Linked DNA regions of Homo sapiens: all the other regions are linked to region 2. A link is a contact called in ENCODE Hi-C or POLR2A ChIA-PET data. All regions are on one chromosome and are shown on one strand. The core of a region is the stretch at or near the end of the contact, and the rest is flanking DNA. Distances in the headings are between cores, read along the strand shown. Region 1 has its middle 38 kb from the start of CCKAR. Region 2 holds the start of TBC1D19 (TBC1 domain family member 19). Region 3 has its middle 21 kb from the start of STIM2-AS1. Region 4 overlaps RBPJ (recombination signal binding protein for immunoglobulin kappa J region).

Region 1 (2,700 bases), core at 54-2,553, 130 kb before region 2:
GAGCTTAGGAAGGTCAGCTAGACACTCTGGCCTCTGTTTCTTCTGTAAAGGGGAAGATTGTGATAGATGGGCTCAAAGGTGACTTCTGGCTGGAAGTTTCTATGATCTATGACTGCTATCAAAAGCTTCAATGCTGCTACTAGAAAATAATCATCATCACTACTTGCTAAACACCTAAGGTGCCAGAAAGTGTGCTAAATACTTTACCTGCCTGATTGCATTTCTAAAACTTACAGCAACTCCGGAGAGCAGGACTTCTTATACCCATTTCATAGATGAGGAAACTGAGGCACAGAGAAGCTAAATGATGTGACTAAGGGGACGATGTCAATGATGTGAGAGCTGGGGAATTGTAGGGGCCGTTGGAGCATGGTATGGGAAAGGAACATGAACCTGAGAGGCACATATCTTTGAACTTTATCAGATTCAAGCTTCCTCACTCCCAGCTCTGTGGTTTTTGGACAGCTCACTTTATTATATTTCTCTAACCTTAAGTTTCCTCCTGTAAAATGGGGTAATGTTATCTGCCTTATTGAGGTTGCTGATAAACATAAAAAAACTGAATATGAAAAGTGCCTGGCATGAAGTTGACCCTCAGCTAATTCTAGGTTTGATCTGGGCAATGTGGAAACTCAGCTGTGTTTTGGGGTGGAAGGCAGACCTGCACATGGGAAGGAAGGTGGCTGAATTTTCACCCTACTGAGACTTATCCCTTGGTGGAGGAGGTGAGGGGCCTTCACCCATGTCTGAGCAGCCATCTGTATTCTCTAGTAAGAAGGGTGAATGCTCCCTGTTCTCAGCCTCCCAGAACCCATGTTTATCATCATGAATTAAGCTGCATAAAATTCAGGAAGCTCCTGGGGTAGCCGAGAATATAAAAGTTGAGCTGGGAGGAAGTTAAGATAGATCTCTCTGCCTTTGCTGTAGAAACAGACGCTCTGCTCAAGGGAGATTGTGCTAGGAATTTGAATCCCTGCAAAACACCGAGGCATTTCAAGCCACAGAAGGCTAACGAGGGGGATTTTTAGTAGAGGGAATGAATCCTGGGGGGAAAAGGATGAAGTGGAGCCTTCCACGATACACAGCACAGACAGGCTGAGTTACTGCTGGTGATGGAGCCAGAAAGTCAAGGACGTAGAATTTAAAGAGCCCTGAGTCAATAATGGAACCGGAATGGAGGATGCATCAGGGCTTATTGCCCCTCCTCCCCTCACCAGCCTTCTCACCTGCCCATTAGGAGGCAGCTTTCCCTGGGGAACAGGTGTGGCCATCAGCAAGCCATGTTTCTAAACAAGCTCACTGACTCCTTCCTCCCCTGGATGTGTCCTAATCAGCGTGAGACAAGTCAGAGTTTGAGGGTCACACAGGTGTGCAGGATCTCACAAATGCGGAACCAGCTAGACTAGAAGGGCCCCCGCACTGGGTTTTTCTCACGCAAAGCAAGGACAAGCAGAAGCAAGTAATGAAAATACATAAAAAGGTACAAAAGCAAATGTTGACATTAAACAGAAGACTCCTTTGAACCAGAAGAGGGACATGGGTAGCCAAACACAAGCCAGGCTCAAGTTTCCTGTCTCAGCAGGGGAATACGCTGAGATTAGCGGTATTGATTGTTCATTTATTTTTGAGATAATCAAGTTACAGGCTGATTATAAAATTGCATCTCAGCAGTGTGCCTTGACTTTTTTTTAAATCTCCCATTAGTCTGTCTGGGTCAGCCTGGCTGTGGTCACAGGGGGGCTGCCAGAGGCCCACACAGCAGCATGATACCCCTATACCTGTTGCTTCCCGAGGCCACCGAGGTCTCGTGAGTCAGGGCTTGTGACAAAGAGAACCTGCCACATCTGAGCCTGAACCCTGGCACACGAGGAAGCAGGCCCAGGAAATGAGATTGTCTCCATTCCCTGCTCCAGCTCCTCCTCTGTAGAAGCCCATTTGTGTAAACGGACGGTGCTGGACTGTGGATGTGCAGGGGTGTGTGGGCAGGAGCAGGGGCAGCAGGGCAGGTGACTGGACCTGAACATGCCTGCAGCCAGGGTAGGGAAGAAGTGTGCTATGAGCTGTGGAACCAAAGCCCCAGGGCAAGGCCACTTGGGATAGGCAGAGAGAGATGGGCCACTTCCTTTTGTTTTTTTTTTTTTTTTTTTTTTTTGAGACAGAGTCTCGCTGTTGCCCAGGCTGGAGTGCAGTGGTGCAATCTTGGCCCACTGCAAGCTCCACCTCCCTGGTTCAAGCAATACGTGTACCTCAGCCTCCCAAGTAGCTGGGATTACAGGCACGCGCCACCACACCCAACTAATGCACTTCCATTTTTTTGCAGCACCTTCCTTATATGTTACAGAGTGAAGGAATGCTTCCTAATCCCACAGCCAAGAGAAATGAAAATATGGGTTCCTGCAAAGAACAGTGGATGTTTAGAGCAGCTGTATTTATAATGTCCCCAAACTGGAAATAACCCAGATGCCCATCAACTGGCAAAAGAATAAACAAACTGTGGCTTATCCATGTGTGGTGGGTGGAGTGACGGCTCTTCCCAAAGTTATATCTGCGTGCTAATTCCTGGAAGCTGTAAATGTGACCTTTTTTGGAAAAGGGGTCTTTGCAGATGTAATTAAGGCTTTTGAGATGAGGCCATCTTGGATTGTCTGAGTGGGCCCCAAATCCAATGACAAGTGTCCTTGTAAGAGGCCCACAAGGGGA
Region 2 (2,779 bases), core at 187-2,686:
TGCAGCTTTGAGAAATTCTGAGTTGTGAGAGAATGTTTTGTAGAGAAACTGCACTTTAGAGAGTCTGTCATTAATTGCCTTTAAGTGCTTTGTTTCTTTCCTGGCTGCCTCTTTCTAAACTTGGTTTGATAAACCAACTTTACCAAATTATTTAGAATTTGTACTTATCATCCCAGTATTCTGGATGGTGGTGTTATAAATGTCAGAGTGCTGTGCATAGAGGCCCGGGTCCAGTCCCTTTGAATTCATATTATTTCCTGCTTTAGTCCTTTGCTATTCAGAATGTAGTCTTTGGACCATCGGCATCATAATTTCTTGGACTTGTCAGAAATGCGGTTTACCAGTTCTCACCAGAGTCCTATTGAATTAGAATCTACATTTGATTGAATGAGATCTCTTTGTTTCTAGTTAGTCTAGAGTAGCTTTTGCAGCAATCTTGGTTTGTTTTCTTAAAATCCTACTTCTGCTTTGCTTAAAATATGCATATACACATTTGAACTCAATTTTGATTATTTTTGTGAGGTTATTCTAATGTATTTTTCACTAGGCCTTTTTTGGGGGGGGAAGGGAGGTGCCGTTGGCCTTTGGGGATGTCATTCAATAATTTAAGTCAGTTACTTTTAGTTCTGCTAAAAATCTTTTGTGCATTTCCTTGAAGGCAAGAACCATATTTTATTAAACCTTTGTGCCCACACAGTTCCTTTTATGTAAATGTTCAATAAGTTGAAAGCTGAATGAATTATGAATAAATGCTTGAATGAATGAATATACGGAAGAGGATGAATCTAGACGGTAAATTCCTGGAAGACTTGGACAATGTCTTATTCATCCTTGAATTGCTAATGCTTTGCAGAAAACCTACAAATAATGCCTGTTGGTTAATTTGTAGTTGTTAGATGAGACGAGATTGTCTACTTATTCCTGGTATAAGACTCTAGAGAATAGAAACGAGAGAAAATGAAGTAAAATGGAGTGCTATGGTACAGTGCTAGGCACCTTCACGATTTTTACCTCAGCTAATCATCACAACATCCTGCAAACTGGGTGTTATTTTACAGAGGCGGAAACTGTAACACGTTTACGCAGGTAGTGTCAGAGCCTAACAATTCGTGGTTGTAATTCGCAGTATCATTGCGTGCCACAGTCCTGTTTCTGCAGAAATTGAGAGGTGGAAGAGAATGATCCTTTATATAGTAAAACGCACAATTCTCCGTGTCCCCCTTGTGCATCAGAGGCGCTGTGGCTCTGAAAGAATGAGCTTTCTTGCCTTTCAACCATAGACAAGGCAGGAACAACGGTGTGAAAAGCGTCCTCCCCGCCCCGGTCTTTTTCCGCCGGCGGAACGCAGATGCTGTGGCCTTCAGGCGCTGAGGGGACCAGAGAGGGACGGACACAAGGCTCGGCAGTTGCCTGGTAACGCCCGCTGGAGGAGTCCCAGTGTAATAAGGTCCCGGAGAAGTGTCACTGGCCCTGAGTGGGACCCGGTAGCCCGTTCGCTCCGCGCCGGCGGCCTGTCCCCGCGGCTTGGCGGGCTAGGGCAGGGGAAATGTTGCAGGAGGAGTCGGACCTCTCTCTCATTATTGCCCAGATAGTCCAAAAGCTCAAGGGCTCCAATTTGTACTCTCAGCTGGAACGGCAGGCCTGGGTAAGTGAGGCCGAGTGGGAAGGGATGCAGACGGGCGGGGCCGCGGCGATGTCTCTTCTTCACCCTCCTCACCCAAGCCAGAGCTCGCCTCTGACCTCTCCAGCTCCGCTCTGGTGCTCAAAAAACAAACAGACAAAAACAAAAACAAAAACAAAAACAAAAACAAAACAAAACAAAAAAACCCCACCTCCCTGTCCGGTGCAAGCTGTGCTGCCTCAGCCCCAGGCGTGGTTAATAGATTTTTAAAGAAGGGTGGGGCGCATCACACCTTTTTTTCAGACCAGAGAAACGCTTACTCATTTATCTATTCCTGTAGTCATTTACAGGGTCTAATTTTTTAAGCTGCTGGACTCACTGAAGGTAGCTTGGACCATGCCTTCCCTCACTTTTTCCGTCCTGTGGGTGGACTTGGGCCCCCAAGTACCTTTCTGCTTTCTCGTCAATGTATCACTTTCTTGCAGTTTACCCTCCCTGCAATTATTCCTCGTCTATCCGTCCACCACCTAGCATTTATTGGATATTTTATAACATGCTAGGCACTGAGGATGCACAGATTGATTGAGATCCTTGCCTTTTTGTGACTCATATAAATGAAATCATACAGTTTGTACATTTTGTGCCTGCTTTCTGGCATTAACACAGTGCTTTTGAGATTCATCCATTTTGTTGATATTTCAGTAGTTCTGTTCCTTTTTATTGCTGAGTAATATTTCAGTGTTTGAATGTACAATGGCTTGTTTATTCATCATTGTGTGAAGGGCATTGGGTTGCTTTCTGGTTTTAGAGATTATAAGTAAAGCTGATATATACATTCTAGTATACGATTTTGCTTGGATATTTGTTTCTTTTTTTCTTGGATAAATACCTAGGATTGGAATTGCTGACTTGTATGGTAAGTGTAATGTTTCATTCTATGAGAAACTGTCACACTTTTCCAAAGTGGCTGTATCATTTTCCATTCCCACAAGCAATTCTGAGAGTTCCAATTGTTTTGCGTCCTTGATAGCGCTTGATGCTGCCAGTCTTTTATTTATTTTTATTAATTAATTATACTTCTCTAGTAGAAGTGTAATAGTATCTTATTGTAGCTTTTATTGCATTTCCCTAATGACTAATGATATTAAGCATTTTCTT
Region 3 (2,834 bases), core at 239-2,738, 260 kb after region 2:
CCAGTTGTTGGACGTATGTATACGAAGCTGGCTCACTGACTTGCAAGTTTGGATTTCAGAGAGACACAGTCTGTGTGACCAGTATCAGCTTACTGTAGAGGCTGAAAGTATTTATTAGTGTCAAAGGTTGGTACTTAAAGTTGTAGACACCAGCTCAAAGTTTTTTATTAAAGACATCTAGCAGTTTATTAAGCAAAGGCTGGCTGACATATATGACTTCATGAAAAACGGGAATAAAAGAATTATACAATTTTCTCCCTTTAAAAAAAAAGCATCGCTTGTGTTCTTACATACTTGACATCCACTAGAAGTCATAAAATCACACCAACACAGTATATATGTTAAAAGCTCCATATCTCCTGAACCCCTGGTGAAGTCTGCAGAACACATTCAAAACAGTTGGTGAGAGTAGGCCACAGCGGGAGGGAGCAGACTTCCTGTACTTTGTCAGACTGGAGGAAGTCAAAGTTAAAATCTGATTACTTCGCAAGGATTCCAAAACCTGATCTAAATCGCCTTTCAGAATCTGTTAACAAATCAAAGAGCATTTCCAGTAGCACCAAGCAAGAGGCCTTATGGCCTGATAATTCTGGTAAGTTCCACTTTTGGGATAGGGAATATTTGACCAAGTTAGATCCTTCATAAAATGCAGAGCCTGTTAAACCCCAACCTAAATATGTTCATAATAAAATATCAGCCTTCCAAATTACATTCTATATGAACAAACAAGCCCACGAAACATCCAAACAACAGTGCAGTAGGTGGAAACAGATGTCATCATTTATTTTAAGATTCGTTTATTCAACAATCGAATGGAGGAATGTTGCTTATTCTATACAACATCTTAGGATTTAAGTAGTTTACCTGCTATTTTGAAACATGCATAGGGCTGTCAAATAGTTTCCTGGGTTTTCAGAATAGCTCCTAAACTGTGCAACTCTGCTTTCTTTCCACAATATAAACAAAAAGGGTTTTTTTTTCCTTAAACTTGCCATAAAAACGATGTCGTCATAGGATAAAAATTTTAAAGCGGCTTTAAAAAATTAAAACCTATGAATTAGTCTCAAGCAGCCTAACTTTATTTTTCTAACCACCAATTCCAACAGTAATAAATACTTATGATTGAGATCTCTGAGTATGATACTTATAATAGGACATAGTAAAAGCCTAGTTAATTTCCACTTCTGGTCTTGAATCGATTTTTTTCTAATGTGTAAAATTTCAAACAGAGCTCTTGCTTCATTTCATGTTACTTTCCTTCTTTATTTAGTTAAAGAAGATGTGTGGGAAGGAGCATGAGGGAGGCATAGGGATAGCAGGGTGGGTTCAATCTCCTTTTCCATCACCCCCCCGCCCTTTCTGTCAAAAAAAAAATGCTGAAAAAATTAGTCTCTACCCTTGCTGGCTCAACTTCATCACCTCCCATTCACTTATCCGCCCACTGCCATCTGGCTTCCATCCCAAAACTCCATTCAGATTGTTCTCATTAAGATCACCAATGCTTTCCTCCTTGCCAGATCCAATGACCTATTTTTAGGTCTCCTCCTGGTTGACCTTCTGCGGCATTGCACATGCAATGCAGACCCGAGGCTCCAAACTCACATGCCCATAGGCTGGCTGCAGTCTACACAGGTGAAGCTGGGTTTGGTATTGCGTAGGGTGAGTCACAGGAAGCCTGTCCAACTGTGGGCATGTGTCCCTTCTAAGGTAGCAGCTGCTGCTGTCTCTGGTTGATTTTGGTCATGGAGGAATGTGGACACCGCATTGATAAATATTTTGATTTTTTTTTTTAAAGAAAACTTGGTTTTTATGAGAATGTTTATAATTCTTCTTTCTTTCTCTTTCTCTCTTCCTCTCTTTCTTTCTTTCTTTTTGACTGAGTTATACTCTGTCGCCCAGGCTGGAGTGCAGTGGTGTGACCTCAGCTCACTGCAACCTCCGCCTCCTGGGTTCAAGTGATTCTCCTGCCTCAGCCTCCTGAGTAGCTGGGATTACATGTGCCCACCATCATGCCCAGCCAATTTTTGTATTTTTAGTAGAGACGAGGTCTTACCATGTTGGCCAGGATGGTCTCAAACTCCTGACCTCAGGCAATCTGCCTGCCTTGGCCTCCCAAAGTCCTGGGATTACAGGTGTGAGCCACTGCACCCAGCCTCTAATTTCTAACTATTGGCTCAATTTTCGTTTAATGCTTGTAGGGAAAGTAGACATCACTGTAGACCTCCGAGGAGAAGACTGTACTGTAGATGAGTCTATGGTTCTCTTGCCCTCTGGGCCTGGTTCTTTATAGGTTCTGCCTATTTGTTTCTGCCCATTTTTCTGCTGTTCCCCTGGCCCCCATACCTACCTCAATCATATTGAGGCTCCTTGTGTTCCTTCTTAGTCCCCTTCTATTTTCTCCTCCTCGTGGGAAATGTTGTAGACCCAGGGCTAGCTTCCTGGGCTTGCAGTCAGTGCAGTTGCCCTGAGCCCCACATTCAGAAGGGCTCCATGCTCATGGGTTAGTGCTCTGCAGCTGCTATCTTGAAATTCTTACGTTATCTCTGAATTTATGTTTTGTGAGTGAAATACGATGGGATAACGAGCATGTGCCAGGGACTTAGCATTTCAGCTCAAGCGCTGTCCTTCTCACTGCCCTTCTTCTCACTTCTCAGCCTGAGAAGAGTTCTTGGCCACCTGTTCCTTCAACCTTCCCCGACCCAGGTCCTGCCACTCTCCTCCTCTAACCCTTCCCCCCAAGACTGCCATTATCCTCCACCCTGGCAGGAAGCTGAGTGCAGGTGTAAGAAGGGTTGGGGTCCTTGCACCTGCATCTCTAGTCAAGGCCTGGCAAC
Region 4 (2,793 bases), core at 209-2,708, 250 kb before region 2:
CCTTTTTAACAAAGTGTTGTGCTTATTGTAGGTCTTTAATAAATGCTGGATGCTTATTTTTGCATACTTCTGTTACACTTAACATTGTTCTGCAATTATATAAATTTATCTGTAATTGATTGTTTAATCTGTCAGTGAGCTTCATAAGAAAAGGAGCAATTATTTTACTTACCTTGCACAATTGTGGAGCACCTACCATCTGCCAGAATGTTATTTGCTGGATGAATATGGCTTGAGCAGATTTGGTAATATATAACACTTGCCACTAGGTGGCTCTTGGTCTTGATAAAGCTGACATTCAGCATAGATAGGTTTTTCTACCTAGAAACCCACGTAGAAACTGACCCCCGGATTATATTCACTTTTTTGCCTTTTCTGTACCTATATTTTTTGAAGTGGAATATGAAACACATATCATATAGAAAACTCATTTAGACTGTTGAAAATTAGAAAAGTGTAATGCCTTTAGAATATGTCCTGTAGAAAGAAGCAGAATGGAAGCTCAATGAAATTCACAAGTGAACAAAGCACATTTCCCCATCTCTCAATGTGCTTAAAGTGAGGCATGATGGTTTGATTTTAGGCATTGTTTTTTGTTGTTATGACTGCGTAAATTGCTTTAAAGGAAGATATTGTGAGGATTTGTTTCTCAGAGGATTTGATGAACGATGATGAAGCGTGGTGTGTACTGATGCTAGGCTATGATTCTGTGTGCTCTTATTTGTATTGTACTCTTCCTATTGAGAAGTAACATACCATCTAATGGTAACTTACATAACATAGAAAGGTAACTACATCCTGTGTGACACGTGTGATATATATTATTAAATCCATTAGATTCAGGAAATTTTAGAGCCAGAGAAGACCTTACTAATCATATATTCTAAAAGTACCCATTCATTTACACAGACAGGTTAGATAATGGCTGAGACACATTCAGTGACTGAGCTAGTTCCTGGTTTGTTTTAGGGGGAGGGGAAGGCCTGTGTTAGTCTTTTGTTTTTGAAACAGGGTTTGCTGTCACGTAGGCTAGAATGCAGTGGTGCTGTCATGGCTCACTGCAGCCTCAATCTCCCGAGCTCGTAATCATCCCACTTGAGCTTCCTGAGTAGTTGGGACTAGGTGCACGCCACCATGCCTAGCTGGGTTTTGTAGAGACGGAGTTTTCCATGTTGCCCAGGCTGATCTTAAACTTCTGGGCTTAAGGGATCTGCCGGCCTCAGCCTTCCAAAGTGCTGGGATTACAAGTGTGAACCCCTGTACCCAACGTTATGTTTTTTTTTTTCCCATACCTTTCTATTTATCTCACTCAGCTGCCTTTTAATGTTACATGCATTTTTAAAAAATAGCCCTTTTTCTCATATGTGCAGACTTAGAGCAAGACTGTAAATCCCTCAGCACCCAAGCCTTGATGGGTAGAGTGCGGCGGCCAGTGTTGCTTCATTAAATGGTCAGCTCGGAGCCTGCCTGCTCTTTCCTCGTTTGCTGTGTTCCTGTTTTTGGTGCTGCTTATGATCTTTGTCTTGTATTTCTAACTGACCAGGTGGCCTCTTCAGGAACATAGTTGTCCTCCTCACTGCACACCTCCTTATCCACTCTGCTTCAGTTGCTCCTACTCGAGAACTGGCTGGACGCAGTTACCTCTGGCTTACTCCAGTCTCTGCCTCTTTTCTCTCTAGCTTCTTGGTTATGCCACCTGCAATAAATTGCAGCTGGCTGTTTCCACAGCCTCTGGAAGGGAAGATGGAAGGACAGAGGAGAGTGAAAAGAAAGAAGGCTGTCATACAGAGAAGAGAGGCTACAACTTGAAATTTTATACTGAAAGATGATCTGGTTTATGAACATGATGATGATGTGTGTAGTGAATTTTTTCTAGTGTATATGCCAAGGCAATATTATTCTCTTGACTATGGGATTCATTAAGTCTGTTGTATCTGTCATCCATGCTTATCCACATGTCAAGGAAGTGAATTAATTTCAGCATTCCCAAGATAGAAGTGATAGTATATGGTAATTTACTTACAGCTTATAATAATGAGTGTCATTATTTGATTAAATGGATATTACTAATTAATGGGAGTTGCCATGTCACTATTGTAATGTTAAAAAAAAAAAGACCTTTCAGAGGTTATTTCATAATTATTGGTAAGTAAGCCATTCTTTGTCCTGGCCTTCCTCCCATGTATTCAATGTGATATGTACACTTTGCACACAGGATTTACTGACATGTCATTTACTTAAACAGCAGTTTCTTAGGTACCCTAAGTCCTGGAAATTGTCAGTTGCTTAAATAATTAAATACAAATAAATCAGCTGTCCACCTAAGCTACCATATACATTTTTGTTTAAATTCTAATGTAATTTAAAAGGCATTTATTTAATTTTTAGCTTGTTTTCATAGTTATTTCAGGGAAATGACCATCTTGATATGGAAATTTTTCTTAGAAATTAATTGATTTCACATCTGTATAAAATAATCATCTTGATTATTTTTCTTGTTGGAAAAGTAATGTTTGTTATAAGAAATTCAGAAGTTATTTATTTACTTCTTGAGACAGGGTCTCGCTTTGCTACCCAGACTGGAGTGCAGTGGTGCCATCATATCCCACTGAAGCCTGAAACTCCTGGACTCAATCCTTCCATGTCAGCCTCCCAGGTAGCTAGGGCTACAGACACTCGCCACCAGTCTTGGCTAATTTTTGTATTTTTTGTAGAGACGGAGTCTCTCACTGTGATGCCCAGGCTGGTTTCAAACTGCTGGTCTCTGGTGATCCTCCCACTTTGGCCTCCCAA

Evidence for each region. A loop is a pair of places that touch in the nucleus more often than their neighbours do. ChIA-PET counts read pairs that join two places held with the same protein, here RNA polymerase II (POLR2A). Pooled maps may share reads with other maps.
Region 1: a map of HCT116 shows a loop between it and region 2 (3-fold over the local background). The contact joins the enhancer-like site here to the promoter of TBC1D19 in region 2. A Hi-C loop is called at or near these places in 12 of 168 maps with a recorded cell type or tissue (CD4-positive, alpha-beta T cell, Caco-2, HCT116 and 8 more), 2 of 37 single-sample maps with no recorded cell type and 20 of 50 pooled maps. POLR2A ChIA-PET finds 5 or more read pairs at or near these places in 5 of 52 experiments (CD4-positive, alpha-beta T cell, CD8-positive, alpha-beta T cell, HCT116 and 2 more).
Region 3: a loop to region 2 is called in a map of spleen, with 7 times the contacts of the local background. The contact joins the enhancer-like site here to the promoter of TBC1D19 in region 2. A Hi-C loop is called at or near these places in 18 of 168 maps with a recorded cell type or tissue (CD4-positive, alpha-beta T cell, CD4-positive, alpha-beta memory T cell, CD8-positive, alpha-beta T cell and 13 more), 17 of 37 single-sample maps with no recorded cell type and 22 of 50 pooled maps. POLR2A ChIA-PET finds 5 or more read pairs at or near these places in 14 of 52 experiments (CD4-positive, alpha-beta T cell, CD4-positive, alpha-beta memory T cell, CD8-positive, alpha-beta T cell and 9 more).
Region 4: a map of CD8-positive, alpha-beta T cell shows a loop between it and region 2 (4-fold over the local background). The contact joins the enhancer-like site here to the promoter of TBC1D19 in region 2. A Hi-C loop is called at or near these places in 10 of 168 maps with a recorded cell type or tissue (CD4-positive, alpha-beta T cell, CD8-positive, alpha-beta T cell, OCI-LY7 and 6 more), 4 of 37 single-sample maps with no recorded cell type and 19 of 50 pooled maps. POLR2A ChIA-PET finds 5 or more read pairs at or near these places in 3 of 52 experiments (CD4-positive, alpha-beta T cell, activated CD4-positive, alpha-beta memory T cell and naive thymus-derived CD4-positive, alpha-beta T cell).

The regions. Positions count from the first base shown.
Region 1 is chr4:26,451,493-26,454,192 of GRCh38, forward strand. No RefSeq gene overlaps it. Among named protein-coding and RNA genes, the nearest start is that of CCKAR, 38 kb to the right of the region's middle. RefSeq lists an enhancer at 1,379-1,917. Within about 2 kb of position 1,304, at least 4 of the 41 ENCODE cell types and tissues checked have a DNase peak (open chromatin) inside an H3K27ac peak, as active enhancers do.
Region 2 is chr4:26,582,648-26,585,426 of GRCh38, forward strand. It overlaps TBC1D19 (TBC1 domain family member 19), which reads left to right and starts at 1,437. Exons shown (of 21, transcript NM_018317.4): 1 at 1,437-1,645. The coding sequence starts at 1,547. RefSeq lists an enhancer at 1,665-1,754.
Region 3 is chr4:26,838,228-26,841,061 of GRCh38, forward strand. It overlaps a transcript of TBC1D19 not described here. Among named protein-coding and RNA genes, the nearest start is that of STIM2-AS1, 21 kb to the right of the region's middle. Within about 2 kb of position 1,489, at least 3 of the 41 ENCODE cell types and tissues checked have a DNase peak (open chromatin) inside an H3K27ac peak, as active enhancers do; they include OCI-LY7, where a contact is called at or near this core.
Region 4 is chr4:26,330,118-26,332,910 of GRCh38, forward strand. The region is part of intron 1 of RBPJ (recombination signal binding protein for immunoglobulin kappa J region); the gene reads left to right. Among named protein-coding and RNA genes, the nearest start is that of RBPJ, 10 kb to the left of the region's middle. RefSeq lists an enhancer at 830-1,124. Within about 2 kb of position 1,459, at least 3 of the 41 ENCODE cell types and tissues checked have a DNase peak (open chromatin) inside an H3K27ac peak, as active enhancers do; they include dorsolateral prefrontal cortex, where a contact is called at or near this core.